Linked DNA regions of Homo sapiens: region 2 is linked to region 1. Evidence: chromatin loops called from intact Hi-C (ENCODE). Cell type or tissue: heart right ventricle. All regions are shown on one strand. Each heading gives the region's core, and the rest is flanking DNA. Links, peaks and the distances in the headings are about the cores only.

What was found. Hi-C counts contacts between places; a loop is a spot of excess contacts. Peaks named below come from ENCODE experiments on the same cell type or tissue, not always from the same donor. Only the 100,000 strongest peaks of a DNase experiment are listed, where the experiment ranks them.
Region 2: it touches region 1 in a loop (2.6-fold over the local background); 6 of 110 quality-filtered maps call a loop at or near these places.

Annotation. Positions count from the first base shown.
Region 1 is chr4:152,036,185-152,041,564 of GRCh38, forward strand. No RefSeq gene overlaps it. Among named protein-coding and RNA genes, the nearest start is that of LINC02273, 62 kb to the right of the region's middle. RefSeq lists a silencer at 5,298-5,377. In heart right ventricle, for the core only: no CTCF peak of the experiment used is centred there; a DNase peak (open chromatin) is centred at 3,057; H3K27ac peaks cover 4,923 bases.
Region 2 is chr4:152,090,082-152,095,461 of GRCh38, forward strand. No RefSeq gene overlaps it. Among named protein-coding and RNA genes, the nearest start is that of LINC02273, 8.0 kb to the right of the region's middle. In heart right ventricle, for the core only: no CTCF peak of the experiment used is centred there; no DNase peak of the experiment used is centred there; H3K27ac peaks cover 1,914 bases.

The DNA of each region.
Region 1 (5,380 bases), core at 196-5,195:
GTCTGTTACAGCAGCTTGCATTACATTAACTACACCTTGCTCTAGTGCATCGTTAGATGATCAACCCTTGGTGATGATTGGATACCTGTGTTCATTTATAGTTTGCCTTTGGAGCCAAACCAAGTTGGTGATTTCATTTTCTTTTTCCATGGAGGCCTAGCTTAGTGTTTTGAAAATAAGTTTTTTTAGTTCTGTTTTCATTTTAATTTGCATTTTTATTTTCTCACCATTGTTGAAAAAAATACGCTCCATAGTACATCCTGCTTTCCAACAACCCGCCCCGAGTCCACGCCAGTGATATCTACCAAAAGACACTTCATAAATACTGCTGAGCTGATTGCTGATTTCACTTTAAGAAATTATGTTTTCTCACTTTGGGAGGTCCTCTACTTAATTTACAACTGAGACATGCCAAGTGTTAGTGGAAATCCCCAGTGATTTTAAATAAAAGTGACAATTACCACACATTGGCATTGCAAGATGCCAGGCACTGTGCTAGACCTTTCATCTATTTTATCACAAATTGAATAATCTTGCAAGTGAGGCATTAGTATATCATTTTAGTGATTTGAAATGGAATCTGAAAATAACTACAGGATATACCAAGGTCACATAGCCAGGGATTGGTGGAGCCAAGATTCTGACTCAGACCTGACTGGCTCCAAAGCCTGTTCTTGATCCATTTGTTTCCCAAATGTGTGTTTCTCAGTTATCTTATGTCTGCTTGTTCCTTTCTCTTTCTTTCCTTCGATGCCAATTTTACTGGCTCTACACATTGACTGGTTAAGACAGTGTACCCTGAATTCAACCAGGACCACTTAATTTTAACAGAGGAAACAGAACTCAGTCTTTTCAGTGCAGGGAGTTGAGGCCCACCTTGATGGGTATTAGAATATACAAATATTTACATAATTCCTCTGGCAAACATATGAGCATGCAATCCTCACTATTAATGAACAACAGCAAAGGCATCACCTATTGGCCTCCTTTGAATCCATCTGGCTCACAGTGAAAGCTGATGGATTTAAAAATTCTTGAGGTCAGCCAGGCGTGGTGGCTCACGCCTGTAATCTCAGCACTTTGGGAGGCTGAGGCAGGTGGATCACCTGAGGTCAGGAGTTCAAGACCAGCCTGACCAACATGGTGAAACCCCATCTCTACTAAAAATACAAAAATTAGCTGGGTGTGGTGGTGGACGCCTGTAATCCCAGCTACTTGGGAGGCTGAGGCAGGAGAATCGCTTGAACTTGGGAGGTGGAGTTTGTAGTAGGCTGAGATTGTGCCACTGCATTCCAGCCTAGACAACAGAGTGAGACTCCATTTCAAAAAAAAAAAAAAAAATCTTGAGGTCAGATGCTATATTAAAAAAGAACTTTGCTACCACATCCTTACCTCATGCCTTGCACAGGCCTGAAACTTGAGATATGTACATTGAATGAATGCTGAGTTAGCATGTTTACATTTGAACACAAGTTCTATTAAAAATGAGTGCCCACCCTAAGTAACTAAGAGCAAGTTGACCACAGGCTAATACAACTTATTTTACTTGGAGGCAAGCTTGAGTATGGAGAAGAGTGGAAGAGGCACGGATTGGTTTTTATGAGGTGGTCATTTTAAGGTTTACTGAATTGCAACAAATATGTTGGTCATGTTTCAGGCCTACAGACATTTGGCACTCAGTCTAGTTCCCCTTCTTCCTTCGGGCAAGTTTCTGAACTCTTTGGGAATGAAAACCTGCCTAAGGGCTTGAGTTGGTGCTGTGAGTCCCAGTCGGGCTAAAAGGACTGGCTCTGAAATTTAGGTTAAAATCTTGACCCCATCACCAGCTAGCTCTATGGCTTTGGGCAAGGGGCTCAGGTTGGCACATTTTTCTCAGCACAGAAATAATATTACCACTACCACAGGATTATTTAGTGAATAGCCCCTGTAAGTGAATCCTGTAAGGTATTCAGCATAGTCCTTGGCACTTAAGAAGTGCTTAGTGACTGTGAGCCACTTCTTCCATCGCCTCTGTGTATTGAACTGGACTTTTCATCCTGGCCCCTCACTAAGATTTTAACTCATCTAGTAAAGGAAGCCTTCTGCCCTGGGTGCTGGGATTGGCACCATAAAGAATGGGTCTTGCCCTTGAGGAGCTGAGAGTTTATTTTCAGCATTTAAATATTTAGACTCACAAGACGTTGAGCAAGTGATTTCACCTCTCTGTGCCTGAGTGTGTGGAAGGTGAACAGTAAGCAACCTTCCAACCCAATGTGTCCATGAGTCTTAATGTTGGCTGGAACTCAGCTACAGACAGAAGGAAAGAATGATTAGTCACTATGCTGGTAAACATAGCAAGGTTATCTCCTTTTATTAATAGACTAGGCTACGCAAGTCACAAAAATAGGGTAGCTTCAAAACTTAAATTCTTGGAATTTTAGTTTCTGTTGCATCTGATGAAACGTGAAAAGGGACTTGTGTTGTGTATGGACTTTGTAAAATGATCTTCTATCTCTTGGTGCAAATCAATTACTTATTAGTTTTTATTGCCAAGGAAAGGAAAATATATTACCATTCATTTTAGTCTTTTTCTTATCGATTCTGTGAGCACAGTGATAGTTGTTTAAAGAAAAATGATTACATTTATTTGTTCACTACAAAAGACCTATACCACATTATAGAAAATTCAAAAAGGGAAAAATCAGAAGAAAAAAGAGCTTTCCACACTAGTCAGCAACTGTTGGTGTTTAAGTGTTCTTTCATTTTTCTTCTGAATATTTTTGCATCGAGTATTGCATTTTCACTAAACACTAAGTAATAAACATTTACCATATTCGTACATGGATTTTATAATGATTTTGAATTGTAGAATAATATTCCCATGAGGGACATCTGGTTCCTTTGACCATTTTCCTACTCTTGTCTTGTTAGAAGGCAGCAGAGCAGGGTTTCCATGGGATGTGGTACCAGGGCTGGGTTGAGACGTGGCTCTCTCATTTCCTAGCAGTGTGACCTCGGTTAGGCCACTGAATCTCTCCAGGCCTAGATGTCCTCATCTAGGAAAATACAGGCTATATTAGTTCCAATCTCGTCAGGTCATTGTGAAGACTACATGAGATCATGTACGTAGAAAGCTCACGAGTATCTGGAACGTCGTCGAGTTTGCTGATGTTAGTGGCTGCTGCTACGTAGCCTACATTCCAATCTGACGACTGGTTTGATTTTTATAAACATCCTCCAAGAAAATGCACGTGGAATACCAGGCCATGTCATTTCATCTCTCATGTCACTTTATCTTTTGAGATCCTCATTTGCAAAGTGAGATGGTCAGACTATACAGTGTGACCCCAAAGGCCCCCTTCCACCTCCAACGACGGTGATTCTTGGCTTATGCTAAAAGCAGCTATAACCACTGCAGGGAAATGACCTATGGAAACCACAGCCTTGCCCATGAAGAAGGAAACCTGCAAGGGCCTGAGGGCTTGTGCACATCAGTTTATCTTTTAGTCCAGATAAACATTTGACATTTGTTCCGACACCTTCCTTCCAAGGGCTTCTCACAGTTCAGTCTGTGTGCTTCTCAGATCTCCATTTTTCAAATGGGTTCAGCAGCCGGTGCGCTCATCCAAAGTTTTATTTATCCATTCCACATTTCTAATGTCGCTTCGCTGCTGTGATCATTTTCCTATGTGGTCATTTAAGGAAGATAAATTGAACTGCAAATCTCAGTAGAATAGGCATTGCTCTTAGTCATTCCCCAAGGGACAGAGAAGATTTTTCTCACTCTTAGCACCACCTGCTTGTGCTCTCCCTATAATCTCCCAAGAGGAGTTTTTAATTAAAAAAAAATTATTTGGACAGCAGAGTAGTTGGGTGAGTTGCCTCCCTGGTCCATGCACTGTTACCCCTAACATTCAGACTTCTCAGATCCCAAAACCAGGTGCTGAAAGGGACTGAACTAATCTCACCTTAGGATCAGAGGTGCCCCTGCCAAGAAGCAGATGTCATTAGCATAGAACTGACAGCCACAAAAGCTTCCCACCCACCACCTCTGGCCTTCTGTTCCCAGAAAATTTCAGTGGCGTCAGCTTTCCCATCCAGAGAGCCTCTCCAGTGGGCACATTAGACAGGAAACATTAGGATGGAGAAGAAGCCTGGCACACAGGGACATCCACTGGGATGCAGAATACAGCGTGAGTTTTTGTTTCTTTGGTGTTTTCGGCTTTTTTTTTTTTTTTTTTTCCAAATGGAGTCTCGTTCTGTTGCCCAGGCCGGAGTGTAGTGGTGTGATCTCGGCTCACTGCAGCTGCAGCCTTTGCCTCCGGGGCTCAAGCGATTCTTTTGCCTCAGCCTCCTGAGTAACTGGGATTACAGGTGCCCACCACCACACTTGGCTAATTTTTGAATTTTTAGTAGAGACAGGGTTTCTCCATGTTGGCCAGGCTGGTTTCAAACCTCTGGCCTCAAGTGATCTGCCTCCCAAAGTGATGGGATTACAGGCATGAGCCACCGCACCCAGTCCAGCATGAGTATTAAGGTTAAGTATGTGGGCTCTGGATCCAGGCTGCCTAGATTTGAATCCTTGCACTGTTTATTCTGCGTGACCTTAGGTAGGTTATTTAACCTCTCTGTGCCTCCATTTCCAAAATGAGAATAATATTAATAGAAGAGCTTTTCATAAGGCATGTGAGGATTACATGAGTTAGCACATGTAAAAAAACATAAAACATGCCTGGCATATCCCAAAGGTGTGGTAAACAGGAGCTCACACCATGAGTGATTGAGGACTATGTGCTCAATGAGTGAATCCCATCCTTTCTGTAAGGGGCAGTCAGTAGTAGTAGGAAGAGTGTGGGTTTTAAGGAAAGACCTGAGTTTGCATATCACCTCCAGTTTGTGTTTAACTTTAAATAAATTCTAGACTTCCCATACCCTCAGTGTCCTCATCTGTTAAATGGGAACACTTTCTCTACCTTCGAGGCTGACTGTGAGGACTAAATGGAAGTATGTATTTTAAAGGCTCAACACAGTGCCTAGCACATAATCAGCTTCTGAACATGTGAGCTCCTGACACAGCCCAGCTCAAAACAGGAGCCAGGGTCTCCCCAGGGTTTTTAGAGGCAAGCACTGTTTCATTTATTCCTAGTGTTTGCTTTATTGCTGCCAACCTAGTCTTCACAGTTCCTGGGGTTTGGGTCATCAAAGCCATTTTAAAAGTCTCTATTTTCCTCCAGCGTCTCCCTCCTGGTGGAGAGATGCCTGCCACCTGCTCGGGTAGCCTGTGTGTTTTTGGGTCACACTGCAGGTTTCCAGTGCCTTGGTTGCTTTGCTCTTTTACAAACCAACCACCAAGAGCCCTTTCACTTCCCCACCGCCCCCACCCACCAGCTACAGTCCATCT
Region 2 (5,380 bases), core at 151-5,150, 54 kb after region 1:
CTAAATCAATATAAAAAGGGGCAAATGGAAGCCAAGTTTGGCCTTTCAGAAACCTAATGATCCCTTGCCCTTCCTGTTCAGGGGTAGATACTGAATCTTTCACCATGGCCATGCAAGAAGGGGAACTCTATTTGAGAAAGTAAATGCTTTAAGGGCAATATTTCCATAAGGTTTTTTTCTTTGTTTGTTTGTTTTGTTTTGTTTTGTTTTCTGAGATGGAGTCTTGCTCCGTCACCCAGGCTGGAGTGCAGTGGCGTGATCTCGGTTCACTGCAACCTCCACTTCCCGGGTTCAAGCAATTCTCCTGCCTCAGCCTGCCAAGTAGCTGAGATTACAGGCATGTGCCACCTCGCCCAGCTAATTTTTGTATTTTTAGCAGAGACGGGGTTTCACCGTGTTGGCTAGGCTGGTCTTGAACTCCTGACCTGGTGATCCGCCCGCCTCGGCCTCCCAAAGTGCTGGGATTACAGGCATGAACCACTGCGTGCAGCTCTCCATAAGGTATTTAAGATTGCTCCCCACTTTCCAAACGTTAACTAAGTCACTCCGCTAAATGCACAAGCACATTGGCGGTTGCCAATTGCTCCCAGGCCTGGTCACTGCCTGCGCTAACTAGCTCTCTCTAACTGTGTAAGAGGCTTTGAGTGTAAAATGTACAGGCAACAGAAAAGATAGGCCTGGGGTGAGTCACTGTCAAGAGCCCTGGTGGCAAAGCCCCTCCTCCTTTCATCTCTTTAGGGATGTAAGAAATGCTTGACATGCAATGATGTCTGTTTTGCCTCTGCCCCCATGCAGGTAGGAAATGGCTCTAGAATAGCACTGTAGCTCTTTCTGCAATGACGGAAACGGTCTACGCCTGGGCTGTCCAATATGATTACCATCCGGCCACATGTGGCTGTTGAGCATTTGAAATGTGCCCAGTGCAAATGACAGACTGGGTTTTTAAATTTTATTTTATCTTAACTAAAAGTTAAATTAAAGAGCCAAATGCGGCTAGTGTTTACTGAATTACACAGCACAGCTCTGGAAGGTTTACTAACTTTAATCCCAACTCCTGTCCTTTGAACTCAGTAAAGAATGTAAATGTCTCTGGGATTGGAGCCTTTTAGTAATCTAGGGAGCATGGCACCAGAGTCCTACGTGAGGGGTAAGGTCTGATGAGGACTGGAACTAGCCCTGCAGAGGCAGGTACAATAACCAGCAGCTATAGGACCGGCACACACCCTGGTGTCTCTCTGAGCCTGTTTCTTCACTGACTTCCTCACAAGGAATTATGAGAATTAAGCCACTCTAAAAATTTAAGATTGTTTTATAAAGCGATTGTTCTGTTATGGGTCCTGGGGTTTCTAAACAAATGGGAAACCATTTAATGACAAATATATGTAGAATGTTCTATATTCCTCATTCGTTTCTAAATTCATCCCATCTTAAGGCAAGAAGAAAAGCAAGTAGCCTTTTTTGGGCCATATTCCCTATATTTACAATATGAAATCTCAAAGCCATCTATAAGCCTAAGAGGCAGAAGCAGAAACAGTGCCAAGCTCTGAAAATAGCAACCAAAACAGCCAATCAAAGAACCTCGGTTCCATTTCCACAAAGTGGAGTGTTGTGCTGTCGTTTACATAACTTACCTTCATAATTAAAATCACAGGAACAGAGTGATAATTTTATATCAGTTACATGACCTTTAAATGGGAAGGTTAATGAGAAATATAAGAATCTATGTTTTTTTTGTTTTCATATTAAAAAAAATTTTTTTTGAGACAGGGCCTCGCTTTGTCACCCAGGCTGGAGTGCAGTGGCATGATCTTGGCTCAATGCAGCCCTCCCTGGGCTCAAGCGATCTTCCCACCTTAGTCTCCCAGTAGCTGGTACTACAGGCATGCACCACTACACCCTGCTAATTTTTAAAACTTTTTTTGTAGAGATGGGGTCTCACTTTATTGCCCAGGCTGGTCTTGAACTCCTGGGCTCAAGCAGTCCTCCTGCCTCAGCCTCCCAAAGTGCTGAGGTTACAGGCGTGAGCCACTGCACCTAGCCAAGAATCTGTGTTAAAGTGAAAACTTGTCACTGCTACCCAATAGTGATTGATGCTGAGACTAGCCAGAATAAATACAAAACTGTGCACTTCATGAACAAGGCTGGACACTGAAATCGGAAATGTATGTATTAAGCACCTGGCAGGCACAGAAAGGTGCTTTCACTGATGTATCATTTCCTATTTGATCCTTTCAACAAGCCTATGATGTCGCTATTATGATTTCAAGAGAGGTTAAGTAACAAGCCGAAGGTTATAGAGATGGGAAGTAAGAAAGTCAGAAGTCCCATCCAGGCTGCCTCCACTCCATAGCCAAAGCATTTCACACTCAACAACAGAAGATGGCTTGGAATAACATTCAGAAGTTTTTTTTTTTTCTTTAAGTTAAGATTTGTATCCTACTTACTTCCAAAAGACTTGAGGCAGCTTAAAGATTAAAATACAGTGCAAGAGAAGGCATTTAAGGATAACACTCTTGCTGAAGAATGCAAAAGAAATAGATGGTTTTAGACACCTGAGTGGAGCAGATTCTAACACTTGGGCATTTAATTTGGTTCTAACTTTTCTGACAGCTAAGCCAAAAAGAGAAGCATATTGGATTGCACAGAGTTTTGTTTTCCAACAAGGTAAAGCATACATATTCATCTACAGAGACAAAACGTTTTCCTGGTAGGAAACTTAGGTAGAAATTCATCACGTAGGTCCTTGGATAAAGGACACTGAGTGACACAGAGAACCTTACTCTCTTACTCTCATTTGTAAAAGAAGGGGGCCACATTAAGGTCAACTTCCAGTGCAGTGAGTGCATGAAATACTGCTAACGAAAGTTCCGCAAAAGAGTCAGAAACACCATTCAACAGAGCGCTGCTTTTATGGACCCTCTATAAAGACAGAAGACATAATATACTAAAGCACAGCTTAGTGAAGGAATTTCTATAAGGAGCTGAGAGAATATGAGCTGGGACTTTGCTTTATGGAGTCTAGCAGAGCAGAGAATGCCTTAGAGAATATCAATGATGAAGGGTTACCCAGTCATCGGCCCTCAGAGATGCTACACATGCTGGACAATGGGAAGATTATGTGGGTAATGTGGGTGAGGCACCACTATTTGGGGAGTAGGCCTCTACCTACAGGTTCAAAACAAGGTATATAAATGCATATTAAACATTTATAGTCATTCATTTTAAATAATTGAATAACATTCTATGTCAAGCTGTGTACTATGGAGAATAAAAAGAATAGGAGTGTGGTCTCTGCCTCCAGGAAGCTTATAATCTAATACAGGATTTCTCAACCTTGGCTCTGTTAACATTTTGGGCAAGATGCTTCTTTGGTGTGGGGAGCTGTCCTGGGCATTGCAGGGAGTTTACAGCAGCATCTCTGGCTCTACCCATCAGTAGCATCACCGTAGTGTGACAACCAAGAATGCCTCCAGACACTGCCCAGTATGCCCTGTGGTAGAGGTGGGAATCACTCCGGTTGAAATCCACTGATCCATTATGTAAGAGAAAGGGGGAAGAAATGCATGAAGCTGCGAATTTTAGTAATTCTAGTGCAATGGGTGTTAATTATTACAATGATCTAAAGGAAGGAAGTGCTCTCCCAGTGAGAAAAGCAGACATTGAAGAAAAAGGAGGAAGGTAGCTAAGCTGAGCCTTGGATTTGGTTAGGTTCTTGCCAATAGCAGCCTAAGAAAAGGCACGGAGAAGAGGCTGAGAAGCAGGTTGGGAGAGGCATGATCGTTTCTGTGGAGCACACAGGGTGTATGCAAGGGAGAGATCAAGGTCAGGCTGGACGCTTGAGGGCAGAGAGGGGACGGCTCTGAATATCAGGCAACAGACTTGGAGCCTGATTCAGTCATGCAGGGGGAGATTTGAAAGCTTTGTGTAGAGAAGAGAATCCTCTAATCTGCCCAAATAAAATATCAGATATCTGTGTAAAGGCTGGGTCCTATCATCTGCATGTTTGTGTCTCCCCAAATTCATGTTGGATCCTAATCCCCAATGCAATAGTATTATGAGGCGGGGCCTCTAGGATGTAATGAGGTCATGGGGGTGGTGCCGTCAAGAATGGATTAGTGCCCTTACCAAAGAGACTGCAGAGAGGTAGCTTGCCCCGTCCACCATGTGAGGACACAGCGAGGAGGTGCCGTCTATGAGGAAGAGGAACTTCACCAGACGGAATCAGCTGGCATCTTGAGCTTGGACTTCCCAGCCTCCAGAACTATGAACAATACATTTCTGTTGTTTATGAGCACTCAATTTAAGGTATTTGGTTATAGCAACCTGAACAGACTAAGACACTGTGTAACAGGGAGTGGGGAGAGGAGAGAAAATGCAGCAGCCCAGATGAGAGCAGAGAGTGGCAAAGTCAACAGAACATAGGAATGTTACATGGCAGGGAAAACTGAGGGGCAGGGAGGACCCAAAAATCCTGTGGGGATGTGCCTTCCATCAAACACACACAAACTCCCCTCCAGAGGGCTTTAAAAAGACCGCACCATTGCTGCTCTTAAAAGTGTAGGCTTCCCATGAGATGCTCTAAGGAGAGAGAGAAGAGTGGCTTCTGAAGACAAGGGACAGGGACTCCTGTTCTGGTACAGATCGTTTGCATTTGAGATCAACTATCCATGACCACCTGTTAGAACTGCATTGAGAGCTCAACCATTCCTGTGTCCTCAGCCCTGGCTTCATTTCTGTCCTCCTTTGCCAGATTGCCCCAGCCCCTTTCCTTCAAAGAGGAGGCCTCTGAAGCTCTGCTGTGCTGAGGACTATTCTGCAGGGTGAGCACTGAGAAGCCCCTTTCCCCTGCATGATTTCAGGCTTCAATACAGAACACATTTTATAGTCTCTCTGTTCCTTCCAGTCCACTGCTCTGTTGGGGCTGAATAAATATTGACTAGCCTATAAAACATAAGGCCTTTTATTTATACATCCTCCTGCTCCAAGGGCTGTGCTGGATCCCAGCCTCAGAACACACAGTGCATGTGTGGAGGGCTAGGAGCCACCACTGCAGTGCAAACCAGCGGCCACAGCTGTCAGGATGGGGCTGCCTTTTTGGGGTGCAGCCTACAGCAGCAGGTGTGAGGGCTGGCACAGTGGGGCCGTGTCTGCTAGGAATGCTCATTTTATAGCACATGGGAATGCTTTTGGTTGCAAGCAGCAGAGGAGTCCAAGACTGTGGAGTGCTGTGAGGAATCCGGGCTTTTTCTCATTCTTTGCTTTGACGCCCTTAGCTGTTGACTTTCCATCCTTGGTATTGTTATCTCATGGTCCTAAGACAGCTGCTGGAGCTCCAGGCTAGAAGGAAGGGAGGGCATAGCAACCCCCTCTTCACCAAAGC